Linked DNA regions of Homo sapiens: region 2 is linked to region 1. A link is a contact called in ENCODE Hi-C or POLR2A ChIA-PET data. All regions are on one chromosome and are shown on one strand. The core of a region is the stretch at or near the end of the contact, and the rest is flanking DNA. Distances in the headings are between cores, read along the strand shown.

Evidence for each region. Hi-C counts contacts between places; a loop is a spot of excess contacts on that map. ChIA-PET counts read pairs that join two places held with the same protein, here RNA polymerase II (POLR2A). Pooled maps may share reads with other maps.
Region 2: a loop to region 1 is called in a map with no recorded cell type, with 3 times the contacts of the local background. The contact joins two enhancer-like sites. A Hi-C loop is called at or near these places in 3 of 37 single-sample maps with no recorded cell type and 3 of 50 pooled maps. POLR2A ChIA-PET finds 5 or more read pairs at or near these places in 1 of 52 experiments (OCI-LY7).

What each region holds. Positions count from the first base shown.
Region 1 is chr4:147,750,768-147,757,315 of GRCh38, forward strand. The region is part of intron 1 of ARHGAP10 (Rho GTPase activating protein 10); the gene reads left to right. Among named protein-coding and RNA genes, the nearest start is that of ARHGAP10, 22 kb to the left of the region's middle. Within about 2 kb of position 3,369, at least 4 of the 41 ENCODE cell types and tissues checked have a DNase peak (open chromatin) inside an H3K27ac peak, as active enhancers do.
Region 2 is chr4:147,937,953-147,944,500 of GRCh38, forward strand. It overlaps ARHGAP10 (Rho GTPase activating protein 10), which reads left to right. Exons shown (of 23, transcript NM_024605.4): 14 at 1,873-1,947. Among named protein-coding and RNA genes, the nearest start is that of MIR4799, 160 kb to the left of the region's middle. Within about 2 kb of position 2,384, at least 2 of the 41 ENCODE cell types and tissues checked have a DNase peak (open chromatin) inside an H3K27ac peak, as active enhancers do.

The DNA of each region.
Region 1 (6,548 bases), core at 2,119-4,618:
ATTTTTGTATTTTTTAGTAGAGATGGGGTTTCACCATATTGGCCAGGCTGGCATCAAACTCCTGACCTCGTGATCCGCCTGCCTCAGCCTCCCAAAGTGCTGTGATTACAGGCGTGAGCCACTGGTGCCCGGCCATAAAATATCTTCAATTTAAAACAATGAGCTTTGGAGGGCTCATTGTGGGCAGGTCGCGTGAGGTCAGGAGTTGGAGACTAGCCTGATCAACATGGTGAAACCCCATCTCTGCTAAAAAATATAAAAATTAGCCGGGTGTGATGGTGCGTGCCTATAGTCCCATCTACGTGGGAGGCTGAGGCAGGAGAATCTCTTGAACCCGGAAGGCAGAGGTTGCAGTGAGCCCAGATCTGGCCACTGCACTCCAGCCTGGGCAACCGAGTGAGACGCCACCTCAAAACCAAAAACAAAAAAAACAAACAATGAGTAGATCACTATTGTTTTAGATTAGAGATGTTAGATTTTAATTGACCTGATATATAAGTTTAGCTATTGTTAAACATTATCTGAGAAGTACTAAAACAAGTTTACTGGAATTAATGATAATAATGGTGGTGTTTGTAGTAGGAGTAGATAATAGTTGTTGTTTTTTTTTTTTTGAGACAGAGTCTTGTTCTTCCACCCAGGCCAGGGTGCAGTGGCGTGATCTCGGCTCACTGCAACCTCCGCCTCCTGGGTTCAAGCAATTCTCCTGTCTCAGCCTCCTGAGTAGCTGGGATGACAGGCGCATGCTACCACGCCTGGCCATTTTTTTTGTATTTTTAGTAGAGATGGGGTTTCACCATGTTGGCCAGGCTGGTCTTGAACTCCTGGCCTCAAGTGATGTGCCTACCTCCGGCCCCCTAAAGTACTGGGATTACAGGTGTGAGCCACTGCACCTGGCCTTTTTTTGCTTTTTTTGGAGCACTTGTGTTTCAGAGACTGTGCCCAGTGTTTTCACAGGAGTTAGCATTTCTCACAGCAGTCCTCTGATAGTTAATCTCGTAATAATTGCCATTTTGCAATTTAAGAACGTGGGTTTAGAGAGGTTGACATTTGCCCGAGGGTACTCATCTAGGTAGCTGAGGCTCCTGCAAGTTATACACTTTCTGAAGCCTTTAGTTTTTTTTTTTTTTTTTTTTTAAGATGGAGTGTTGCTCTGCCATCAGGTTGGAGTGCAGTGGCATGATCTCGACTCACTGCCACCTCTGACTCCCAGGTTCAAGCAATTCTCCTGCCTCAGCCTCCTGAGTAGCTAGGACTATAGGCGTGCGCCACCACACCCAGCTAATTTTGTATTTTTAGTAGAGACAGGGTTTCACCATATTGGCCAGGATGGTCTTGATCTCCTAACCTCATGATCTGCCTGCCTTGGCCTCCCAAAGTGCTGGAATTACAGGCATGAGCCACAACGCCTGGCCAAGCCTTTAGTATTATAGAAGAGCATGCATTATTGTCATTGATACAGTATTTCACAGATCTGATTTGGGGTGTTATCTTGTGTAAAGTCGTGGGGTTGTAATGTCTGCAAAGCTTACTTTCGGGAAATTAAAAATTTTCTATCAAGTGATAGAAACTTCCTTTAAGCTATTAAAAGTTATAGGAAAGGAAGTCATTTTCATATAATCTGGAATAGTGGCTGTGCTATTTTATTTGCATTACAAAAAATTGAAAAAAACGCTATTGTTTGCTTTTAAACAAAGCAGACTTTAAAAAGTAATGTTACTGTTAATGATTTAATAGAGGGTACACAGGTTTAATCTGTACTCACAGTTTGATCTTTTTTTTTTTTTTGGTGACGGGGTCTCATTTGTTGCTTAGGCTGGCGTGATCTTGGCTCACTGCAACCTCCACCTCCTGGGCTCAAGTGATTCTTGTGCCTCAGCCTCCCGAGTAGCTGGAATTACAGGTGTGCGCCGCCATGCCTGGCTGATTTCTGTATTTTAGTAGAGACGGAGTTTTGCCATGTTGGCCAGGCTGGTCTCAAATTCCTGACCTCAAGTGATCCTCCCACCTTGGCCTCCCAAAGTGCCGGGATTACAGGCGTGAGCTGCCGCACCTGGCCTGCTTTACTATTAATGCTGATCTGGGCCTTTGATTAAATTTGCTGCTTATCTCATGCCTGTGTTGCCATTTTATTTTCTTCCCAAATAATAGCCATTCCTTTTATTTTTAGAAGTATTTTTATTCTCTTTGGTGATGGTATTCTCAATGTATTTAATCTGAAGTAAATTTTCTCCAGATTCACCTATGAGGAGCCTGCTACCCAGAAGGTTAAGAATTTTGTCCAAAGTCATATGGCAAAGTAATAGTATCAGTGAAGACACTGTAGTCAGTTTTAAAACATTTCAGAGTTTAGCCAGTAAATACTGAATTTAGTAAACCTCAATTTGCGTATGGAAAGCTGGAAATAAAACTCGTCTCCTGACTGCTGTGTTGGAGCTGGAAGGAATGTCCAACCTTCTTACACCATAGATAAGGAAACATGAAACATGCCTGCAGCGGCCACTTAGATATATCTGCTCTGTCCTGTCAGTTCAGGAAGCTCATTTCTAGTGTTGAGTTTACTCTGAAGTCAATTTTCTTTTCTTTTCTTTTTTTTTTTTGAGACACAGTCTGTTGTCCAGGCTGGAGTACAGTGATGTGATCTCGGCTCACTACAACCTCTGCCTCCTGGGTTCAAGCGATTCTCCTGCCTCAGCCTCCTGAGTAGCTGGGGCTATAGGTGTGCACCACCGTACCTGGCTAATTTTTTGGTTTTTTTTTTTTTTTAGTGGAGATGGAGTTTCACCATGTTGGCCAGGTTGGTCTTGAACTCCTGACCTCAGGTGATCTGCCTGCCTCAGCCTCCCAGAGTGCTGGGATTACAGGCGTGAGCCACTGCCCCTGGCCTGAAGTCAATTTTCTTATGTTTGTTTGCAGTGAACAAGTAATTAAGGAAATGAACCAGTAAATGAGAAAATTATATTTGAGAGAATGATTTTTTTCCCCTTTCGAAACTATTTTCATGATGCTCACGTATTCATGAATGTTGAAAATTTACATTGGGATGAGAGTGAGAGAGTATTGAGGCTGCACCGTTTAATAATTCCACATGTATGAGAGTCCTTCCTCTTGATGCTTAATTTGTGGTTAGAGAGATTAACAAATTGAGCAAAGATGATGTGACATTATTTCATAGTTTGGGGCTTCCATTCATCTGCTACTACTCGTTCTAAGAAAGACCTAACGTTCCTAAAAACTTTGATACCCCTCACCTTGCCTGTGTTCCAGGTTCCAGTAAACTCCTGGCTTACTGAGGGCAGTGTCTGTCTTTCGTCCTCCAGCAGTGTCTAGAACAGTGCCTTGCTCATAGGCACTGAGTCAGTACCCATCTGGCTCCTGGAATGTTTGAGTTGGAAGTCCCAGAAGTCTAGAATGTTTATTTAGGTTAAGCTAAGAAGCAGATGCAAGTTGAGGGAATTCAGGGCCTTTAATTCTTGTTCTGTTTCCAGGTGTCATTTACATAAGGCATACGATGCCTTTTGTAAGTAACTCCATACCATTTGTTGCTATTGTAGTTCCTCTTGCAAATTCCTGCTGAGTACTTTGATGCACAGGAGGTGAAAGGGGCTAGAAAGCTGTTTTGGCCTTAGTTGAGTTGATGAAACTTCAGAACGTTAAGACAGGCTTAGAAAGGAGTCAGTGTTCTGGGGCACAGTTGGGATAGTGTTCAAAACTACTGAGGGCCCCAAACTGCCTCCAGATAGAAAGAAAAGCTCAGTGGGGGTTGTTAGAAATTTAGTTCCTTTGGATGAATTTCTGTTGTCTTTCCTTGATGATAGTTTATATTCAACATACTGAATGTAATTGTATTCAATTTTTTTTTTTGTCTTTCACCAGCTAGAGAATTTGGGTGAAATTTTACTGTTACACATGTGCATTAGCACTGAATTTGTTTAACATAAAGCAAAATAACAGGAAAAAGACAAATATAAATGATTTTGCTACATAAGTTGTACATTCTTCTGTTAGAATTATAATGAAGTCCCTGAAGAAATATTAAAATCCGGCTGGGCGTGGTAGCTCACGTCTGTAATCCCAGCACTTTGGGAGGTGGAGGCGGCTGGATCACCTGAGGTCAGGAGCTCGAGACCAGCCTGACCAACATGGTGAAACCCTGTCTCTACTAAAAAATGCAAAAATTAGCGGACGCCTATAGTCCCAGCTACTTGAGAGGCTGAGGCAGGAGAATTGCTTGAACCCAGGAAATGGAGGTTGCAGTGAACCGAGACTGCGCAGTTGCACTACAGTCTGGGCGACAAGAGTGAAACTCCGTCTCAAAAAAAAAAAAAAATTCTTTCAAAATGACTGCTTTAAAAACATTCCAAACAATAAGGATATAATAAAAGCAAACTTATTATTTAAGTAAAACCAAAGATGTAACATTTGAAGTTTTTGTTATTTTAAGAACAAAAATATCATTTTGTTCTCATTAAAATTTTTACTTATTTTTACTTGTTAAATTTTCTCTTACATAACCAGTCTTTTGTGATCAACTCAGTCTGGGCGTTCTGTGTTCATGGCATTTCTTCCCAGTTAATTCATTCTAGAAAACTGCAAGGTGTTTTGTTCCATCTGACTGTTTGTAAACAGGAAGGGACCCTAGCTACTCGGGAGGCTGAGGCAGGAGAATCGCTTGAACTCAGGAGGCGGAGGTTGCGGTGAGCCGAGATCACGCCATTGCACTCCAGCCTGGGCAACAAGAGTGAAACTCCGTCTCAAAAAAAGGGAAAGAAAAAAAAATACCAGTTCCATGTTATCAAGAAGAAAGAGAGGGCTGTTTTGGAAAACACTAACATCATTGGCCTTTTCTTTGGCGAGCTGCTGGAATATTTTAGGAAGTAGCTGTACTTTTGCTCTTATAAACACAGTTAAATAGATACTGCCTCTTGTCCTTCTCTTGCCCTTATATAGTGTAGGTGATATTTTTCTATTTGGCTCTTTTAGAAGCTGGACTATCACGAAAGAAGGTGGGGTGTGGGTGTGTGTGAGTGGTTGTGGGTGTGTGTGTGTAGTGCATTATGAGTCAGCCTCTGTGGCTGTTTGCTGTGTATTTTGTCCTTGTTTTGTATTATTTCACATATGTGTTGAGGAGCAATGCATCAGTAATGAATGTAACAGAAGAGCTGCATGTAACAGAATAGCCAGTTATCAACTGGCTTTTAGACCTTGACCCTGTTGGTAATTTTTTTTTTCTGTCACATAATAAGTCAATAGTAGGTGGTTGCTGGCTAGTTGTCAGTGGTGAGGATTCTAAAAATTTCTTGCCTTTTTCCTCATGGTTGCAAGATGGCCTAGTCATTACACCCACCCACTTACTAGGAGGCAAAAAAAAAAAAAAAGAAAAAAAAGAAAGGGAGGATCTGTATCCAAGGCTTTCCCAGGACTCTCCAGTCAGCTTCTGCTAATACCTCATGGGCCGCAGTTCTTAATTGCTCTCCCTAGCCCCAAGTAAGTCTGGGAAAAATTTGTTTGTGGTCCAGCCCTTGTTGTAGAGGAAGGTGTGGGTGGTGGGGGGAGTATAAAATATTGGAATGGCTGTTGAATAAACCATTTCTGGATCTTCTAAAAACAGTTACACACTCTAGAGTGGGCATCTCAGGAGTGTTTCTCCATTAACTTCAGTTAATCAGCAGGTCTTTGATGAGCACTGTTAGTATGAACTATACCATAGTCCCCCTTATCCGTGGTTTCAGTTACCCATGATCTGAAAATAGTACATGAAAAATTCCAGAAATAATTCATGAGTTTTAAATTGTGTGCTGTTCTGAGTAGTGTGATGGAATCATGTGCCATCCTGCTCCATCCCACCTGGGATGTGAATCATCCCTTTGTCCAGGGTATCCACACTGTATGGTTGTATGTATAGGAAGAAATAGTGTATATAAGGTTTACAGTGCTATTCATGGTTTTAGGCATTCACTGGGGATCTTGGAATATATCCTCCCTGGATAAGGGGGGACCACTATATTGTTATTGGTCTTAGGGAGTTAGAGGGAGAAATGCAAATGTGTAATGTATTGTCTTATTAGAATTTACAGTCTGGTTATGGGAATACAACACAGAAGGTTGTGTAATTGTTTTTTTTTTTTTCATCAGATTATAAGAAGAGGGAAGGGCATTCATGAATGCCTGGTATAATGGAAAAGGCTCACCTTGAGGAGAGGGGCCTTGGTTGGTCTAGGCTGGTGGCAGTGCAGTTGCAGAGAGAGTGAGAGCGAGAGAGAGAGAGAAATGAATGATGCCAGAGGGAACCTGGGCTATAGTGGCTTCTTTAAATTTACGGAAAAATATAAATCAAAGATGATAATCTTTTCAGCTTAGGAGATGAGGCAAACATTGGATATCAGAACCTGAAAGTTAATGGGAACACAGGACAGTCTAGCCTTTTTTTTTTTTTTTTTTTTTTGAGACAGAGTCTTGCTTTGTGGCCCAGGCTGGAGTGCAGTGGTGCCATCTGGGCTCACTGCAACCTCTGCCTCCCGTGTTCAAGCAATTCCCCTGCCTCAGCC
Region 2 (6,548 bases), core at 1,134-3,633, 190 kb after region 1:
TGGGCAACAAGAGTGAAACTCCATCTCCAAAAGAAACAAAATGTGGTACATAAAGTACCACGGACTACTATGCAGCCCTAAAAAGGAACGAGGATCATGTCCTTTGCTGGGACATGGATGGAAGTGGAGGCCATTATCCTTAGCAAAGTAATGCAGGAATAGAAAACCAAACACTGCATGTTCTCACTTATAAGTGGGAGCTAAATGATGAGAACTCGTGGACACATAGAGGAGAACAACACATACTGAGGCCTATGGGAGGGTGGAGGGTGGGAAAAGGGAGGGGATCAGGAAGAATAATTAATGAGTACTAGGCTTAGTACCTGGGTGATGAAATAGTCTGTACAACAAATGCCATGACACAGGTTTATTATCTATGTAACAAACCTGTACATGTACCCCTGAACTTAAAAGTTAAAAAAAATAGTATATGTAACTATAATTTTTAAAAAAAGCAAAGAGAAAAAGAAGGAACAAAACTTGACAAGGAAGAATGAATGCTTTTGTGTGTGTGCTGTGAGTTACAATCTGTAGGACATGTGTTAGTATCATCTCATTTCCCTCCCAGCATAACATAGGGTATAGGATGCAGTCCTTGATCTCAGATACAGCATAGAGACTCCGAGAGGTTTCCTCTCTTCCTCATGAGTGACTGAACTGACTTGAATCCAATTCTTTAGACTCTGACTAGTATTCTTTTCATCACTCCGAGCAGGGAGGTGAAAAGAAAGTAAACCCTCGTGGTCAAATTCCATGGCCTTTTGTTGTGTTATTCTGTTTTGGAAACTTTGGGGATTAGAGGCATCATCTGCCTGTCAGCCAGTTGTGTTCTTGTTACCTTTAACATTCGTAGCGGAGAAAATAAACACACAGCCAGAAAGCTGCAACTCATTTGAGAAGTAAATATAAGTCACATTTTTTGGAAGTCATTATTATGAAAATTTTCAAGCATAAAAAAGTAGAGAGATTGGTATAATGAATTCCCATATTCTCATCCAGATTCAATAATTATCAAGATTTTGCCACAGTTGTTTCATCTATCCCTTTTTCCCTCTTAAAGCAAATGTAAGGTTACTTTTAACCCTTTCAGGATGCAACTTTAAACAAATGGAGATTTTCTTACCCTTAATGCTACTCAGTTTGCTAATTGCATCAAAAATGTCTTTTCGTCATTGATTTGTTCAGATCAGAATGCAAATGATAAGGATATTTGTTCAGCATACCAAATTAGGTTTGACAATACATTTTCTTTTATATGTCTCTTGTTTTCAGGGACAATTTGTTTTCAGATCTCTGTAGAGAGAGAGGATGCATTGATTTGGTTCATTTTGCAGTATACTTTGTGGTGATATTGATTTGAAGTTTCACAGCTCCTCACTGGACAGGACATGTAACAACTTTAAAAAAAATTACAGTTTTGCTTTAGTTTTGAATGAATTTCTATGGTTTTCAGAAATCATCCAAACAATGATTTCTATGTACTAATCATCACCGTATTTTTAAAAGGCTAAAACTTTTGAAGAAAAATGTAAACAAGTAAATACAGTAAACATAAAAGTTTTAGTGCATCTTTACAAATTGGATTGGTATTCATTTCAATGTATCCATGATACTTAACTAACTTACTAACATTGAGGCATTTCATTTTTGTCCACATGGAACATTGTTTGCTGAGATTATTTTTTTAACCACAACTTACAGATAAAAAGCTAGTAAAACAAGTTGTTAAACACTTGATTTTTTCAAAGGTTATTTTTATAGTTAACAGGAATGCTGCTAATGTTAGTTAGCAAAGATTTTGAATGCAACTGTTTGATGGCTTTTAAAATATGATAGTCTTCTATTTTGCTAATAGTTTGTTTCTTCCCATAGGTATAAATGACCAAGGATTGTACAGAGTTGTGGGGGTGAGTTCAAAGGTCCAGAGACTTCTGAGTATGTTGATGGGTATGCCTCTTTTCTAATCATTTTTCCATGTGTTATTTGTGTATGTTCATTGACTTCACAGCTTAATATTTCATAATAATGTAGAGAATACTTGTCATTCCATTCCTCTACTTTCTACAGGAGTTTTCTGCTGAGCAGAGACAATTGACCCACAGAAGTAGATTAGTATTTGCATCAGCATAGATTGTCTATTACCTCTTATTAAGAAATGAAAAAAGAATGCACCCCCTGGTTGACTATCTTCCTGTGCTTGCTTCTCACAGGGAAGTGGCAGTCAGGCCTCTATGATTTGCGTGGCTTCCAAATAGCCTGTCCAGAATTGTGACAGTACATTTGGTTGGACAAGACCACTGGGACTCGCTCATTTTTATGGAGCTTCCAAAACTGTCATTTGACAGCAAGGGTCTGATTCTCAGGGATTCATTGGTATTCACAGTGGCTTGTTTGTAGTTCACACCAGGCTCTCCTCCAGAACCATGCATGCTCCATCTGTGCTGATAACACAGTGTTCTTTGGCATCGCAGACTAGAGGAAGCCAGAAAGTGAATTCATTTCATTACCCCAGACATTATGTGAATGACAAAGCGCTTTTACATTACACACTGCTGTCAGTTCATTGCCACCTGTAAGACACTCCACTTCTCCCCCACCCCAAAACAGGCTGCCTCTTGAAGAGTGATGATAACTCATCAGGCTAGAGGGCCTGTGTATCAAACCAATCTGTCATTATGATCTTGCTACATATTAATTTATTTGATACCTTACTTTAATTAATCAATATTAACAATGCCCTCAGGTGTGCTGTGAATGCATTCCAACCTGTCTGCATCTTAAAACATTACAGCAAAGAGTCATTTTTAGGAAGCATGAGCCAAGTTGAATAAAATCAACTGCCATGCTACAGATAGGATTGCTTGTTTGCCTATATTTGAATTAAGGATTTAATAAGCAACAATCTTTTATAAGCTATTAACCACAGGAGAAATTGCCCGTCATCAGTTGGAGAGCCTTATTAGAATACATTCACTTCCATAAGCTGTTTTCATTTTCTGCCTCTCTGGTTTAACTTGGGTGTGCAATTTTGGCAGTCAGATTTTCCTTTTTACCAATAGTGGTCTCCAAATTAAATAGACTCAGGTTGCCAGTGGTTCAGTAGCAGCTGGAAGAATTTAATGGGAGTACAGCATCTGCTTTTACTTAATTTTAAAATTGGAATCACTTCTTTCATTTCCAAGATGGTGTTATGATGATTAGAACTGGAAGAGTATATTGATAACAGAATGGGAAATGTGGACTGAAAGGCACATTTTGCTGGTAAATTGGTCCTAAGGACCTGGCATTATTTTTATTATCATCTTGTTCCTGTTCAAGGAAAGTTTGAACAAGGGTTTTTCTGTGGTCACCTTGAAGTGCTAAGCTGTCTCAAAATTTGTTGGTCATCTCATAAAATTCTACGTGTACAGCATTGCTAAACTCAGCGTGGTAGTTTGCTCTGCTCATGGGAAATGTCCCAAGCCAGTCCTTAACTTACAAGGTGTTTTTAAATATCTAAACCCTCAAAAAATTCGTGACCTGGAAAACTGTTTTTACTTTTCATGGGCCTCAGAGTAGAGAAGCCCAGGACATGAGTGTGACACAACCTCACACATATTGCTGGCAAGGGAAATGCTTATGTTTTCAGTAATACCATTCTGCAATCAGAGGAAAGTTAGAGAATTGATGTGAGACAGATACTGACTTGTTACCTCCTCATTAAGCCATTCATTTAAGAGGGTTACACAATATACATTTGTTTTGAGTAATCTATAAATAATTCCTAGTGTGAATTTAAGATTATCAGTCAAAAACTTTGGATTTTCATTAGCATTAATACCATTTTCTTATTACCTTATGCTACCAATACAAACCTTAGCCCTTGACAAAATATATTTATTTGCTATTTCCTAATCACTTAAATGTTTCCTTATTTCTTTCCTTTTATTCTGATGGAGTGGACTTGTCTCTTTTTTCTGGTGTGTTTTTTCCCTTCATATTGAACACTGATTGAGTGTTCAAATGGAAATAATTTAACGCCTCTTCCAAAAAAAGGGTTTTAGAGTTTTGAATAGTCATGTCTACATAATCTTAGGGGCATTTTTTTCTCCAACTTTTCCCATTTTGCTCATTGTTAGAGGGTTACATGTATATCCTGAAGAGGAAAAAATTGTGTGGGTCTGCCAAGTTTTTAACTTTGCTTTTTTAAAGCAATTAGTGTTTATTATTATTCCTGCAGGTAATAGGTTTATTTCAAATTTGAATTTTTTCAAGGAACATTTTGTTTGTAATGCATTGTCTTTGTAGAAATGGGAAATAATTTAATTTTTAAGTATTTGAGAAACAGTCCCAAGCCATGTACTATTTTTTGAGGAGAGCTGCCATTTATCCAATTCTCTGTAGTTCTTGAGAGCTAATTATTTACTTTAGAATTTTTTATTGCCATTTTTACACAAAGTACTTTGTATTGTTTGTTAAAGTGTTTTAAGTCTTATTTAAATACTCATGTAAAAGTTTATAATGATTTCTAAAAGGGTATATGCTTAATCTCTTGCATGTTTTTTCACTTGTCTCTTTTTTCTGGTATGTTTTTTCCCTTCATATTTCATATTAAAATAGCAAAATGTTTCTTTCCACTATCCTTCTCTCCGTCCTCCTTCTCCTGCCCCTTTGTTCCCTCCTTATCCTCTTTATTCTCTCCCCCTTCTTTCCTTCTCCCCTAATTCCCAGCTGGCATGAAATAGCAATGACATTGACCATAGAAAACTGTCTAAATAGAGAGGCAGTTATTCTCCTCGAGGCCAGGTAAAGGAGCAGGCAGCTGCCTTCCTCCATCCGGTGATGAGAGGGTATTCTTAGTTGTCTTCCCCTCTGGGAGCCTAAGGCAGCTATCCGCTGGATTTCCAGCAGCCTCTAAGCCTTTCCCTGGACCAAGCTTCTTAAGCTGCTGAAAGAACATGCCCATATAAGCAGATGCCTGCCTTTTTCTTCCCCTTTGCAGCCTCTAAGACAGGGCGCACAGATTTGGTAGAAGTTGTTATTGTTTTTGTAAAGTAGAAACTTAGCACAGTTTGGAAAGGCAGGGAGAAATATCAGATGAGTTGTCTTTAGGTGAGTCATGGTTTTTTAGTAAATGGAGTGAGAATGTAAAATATCAATTACAATAGTTCATGGTAGATTAGAACTGATACGAGGTAGAATTGTTATACATTCTTCCTTCTTCCCTACTTTAGTTTAAAACATCAGAGTGGAAGAAGAGGAAATTGTGAGAAAATGTGGTAGTAGTTTGTGTGGTCTGGTGAGCTCAGTGGTTAATTCTAAATCTGATTTGCAAGAAGGGCTGGATGACCTTATTTTCACACATAAAACCACAGAAAACAAGAAATGAGAAGAGTTTTACTTGAAAACCATTACCTTGTTTCCTTTGTAGGACAGCTTTGTTGCATAGATTGGGGAAAAAAGTGAACTAACGTAGCTGAAAAGTATAAAACATATTTTCAAAATTCATCCATTCACTGTGCTTTTTCAAGTACTTTAAAATTGGACCTAAGTCAGTGTTGAGTAGGGTGCTAGCAGCTGCATAAAATTGCACTTTGCATTTAGGTTGGACTGCAGATTTTCAGTTTCAAAAAAATGACCAGTGGTTACGTAAGCGTGAAACATTCACCCAAATAAAAAGTCAACTCTTTTTATCTGTGCTTGTTAGTTTAGATTTTTAACAAACCCATAAAGTGTCCTTCCTTGGTCAGAAAGGAAGCAAATTGTTTTTATCTTTCTTATGGTAGAACATGTATTCTGAATGAACCCTCCAAATGTATTTTCACATTTGAATCCCAAATAATTATTAAATTCTGCCTAGTCCCAGTGCATTCACTGATTCTAAAGGACTGCTAGGGATGATTGAGCTATTTGAAAACAGTGAAAATTTAAGAGAGAATTAGTAACATAGACACTGTGTAGTCATTTGCTTCTGATGTGACAGCTGCTTTTTATTCCATGAATTTAGAATGATGGCTTATTTTTCCATAGACAGAATATGATTCTCAAAATACGGAATCATAATTTGGTAGAAAGCTGGAAATAAAAGATTTCCTTTAGAAGCCTCTTGGATTTTAAAAAGGTGGTTTGCTGGTAGCAAGTTGATTGAAAATGTTATCTGACTTGTATGTTAAAACGAGATTTAAATAATTGATTTAATGAGAGAGAGAATATTCAGTTACTGAAGTAATTGGTTGGCAAAGTCTTTAGAACAGAATTATTTAGTCCTAGTTATAAAGGATTGCACCTTTAATCAGGGGGCTTAATTTGATTTCTTGAATGTATCTGTGGCTTGTCTGACAAGCTCAGTAACAAATGAGTTCAGAATTGTAGGAACTGATCAAAATGTAATCAGTGTCAATTGCCATTGTTGTAGTTTATTGCATATTGCTGTCAGTTGCTGTAATCAAGAAATGTTGAAGTGCTTTAAAAGTCTTCAGACCTTTGAGTAATTGACCTCATATGTATGATGCTATGCCTGTGAAATAACCATCACTTCCTGTTTTACTTTATCTTCAGAAAGTTTCAGC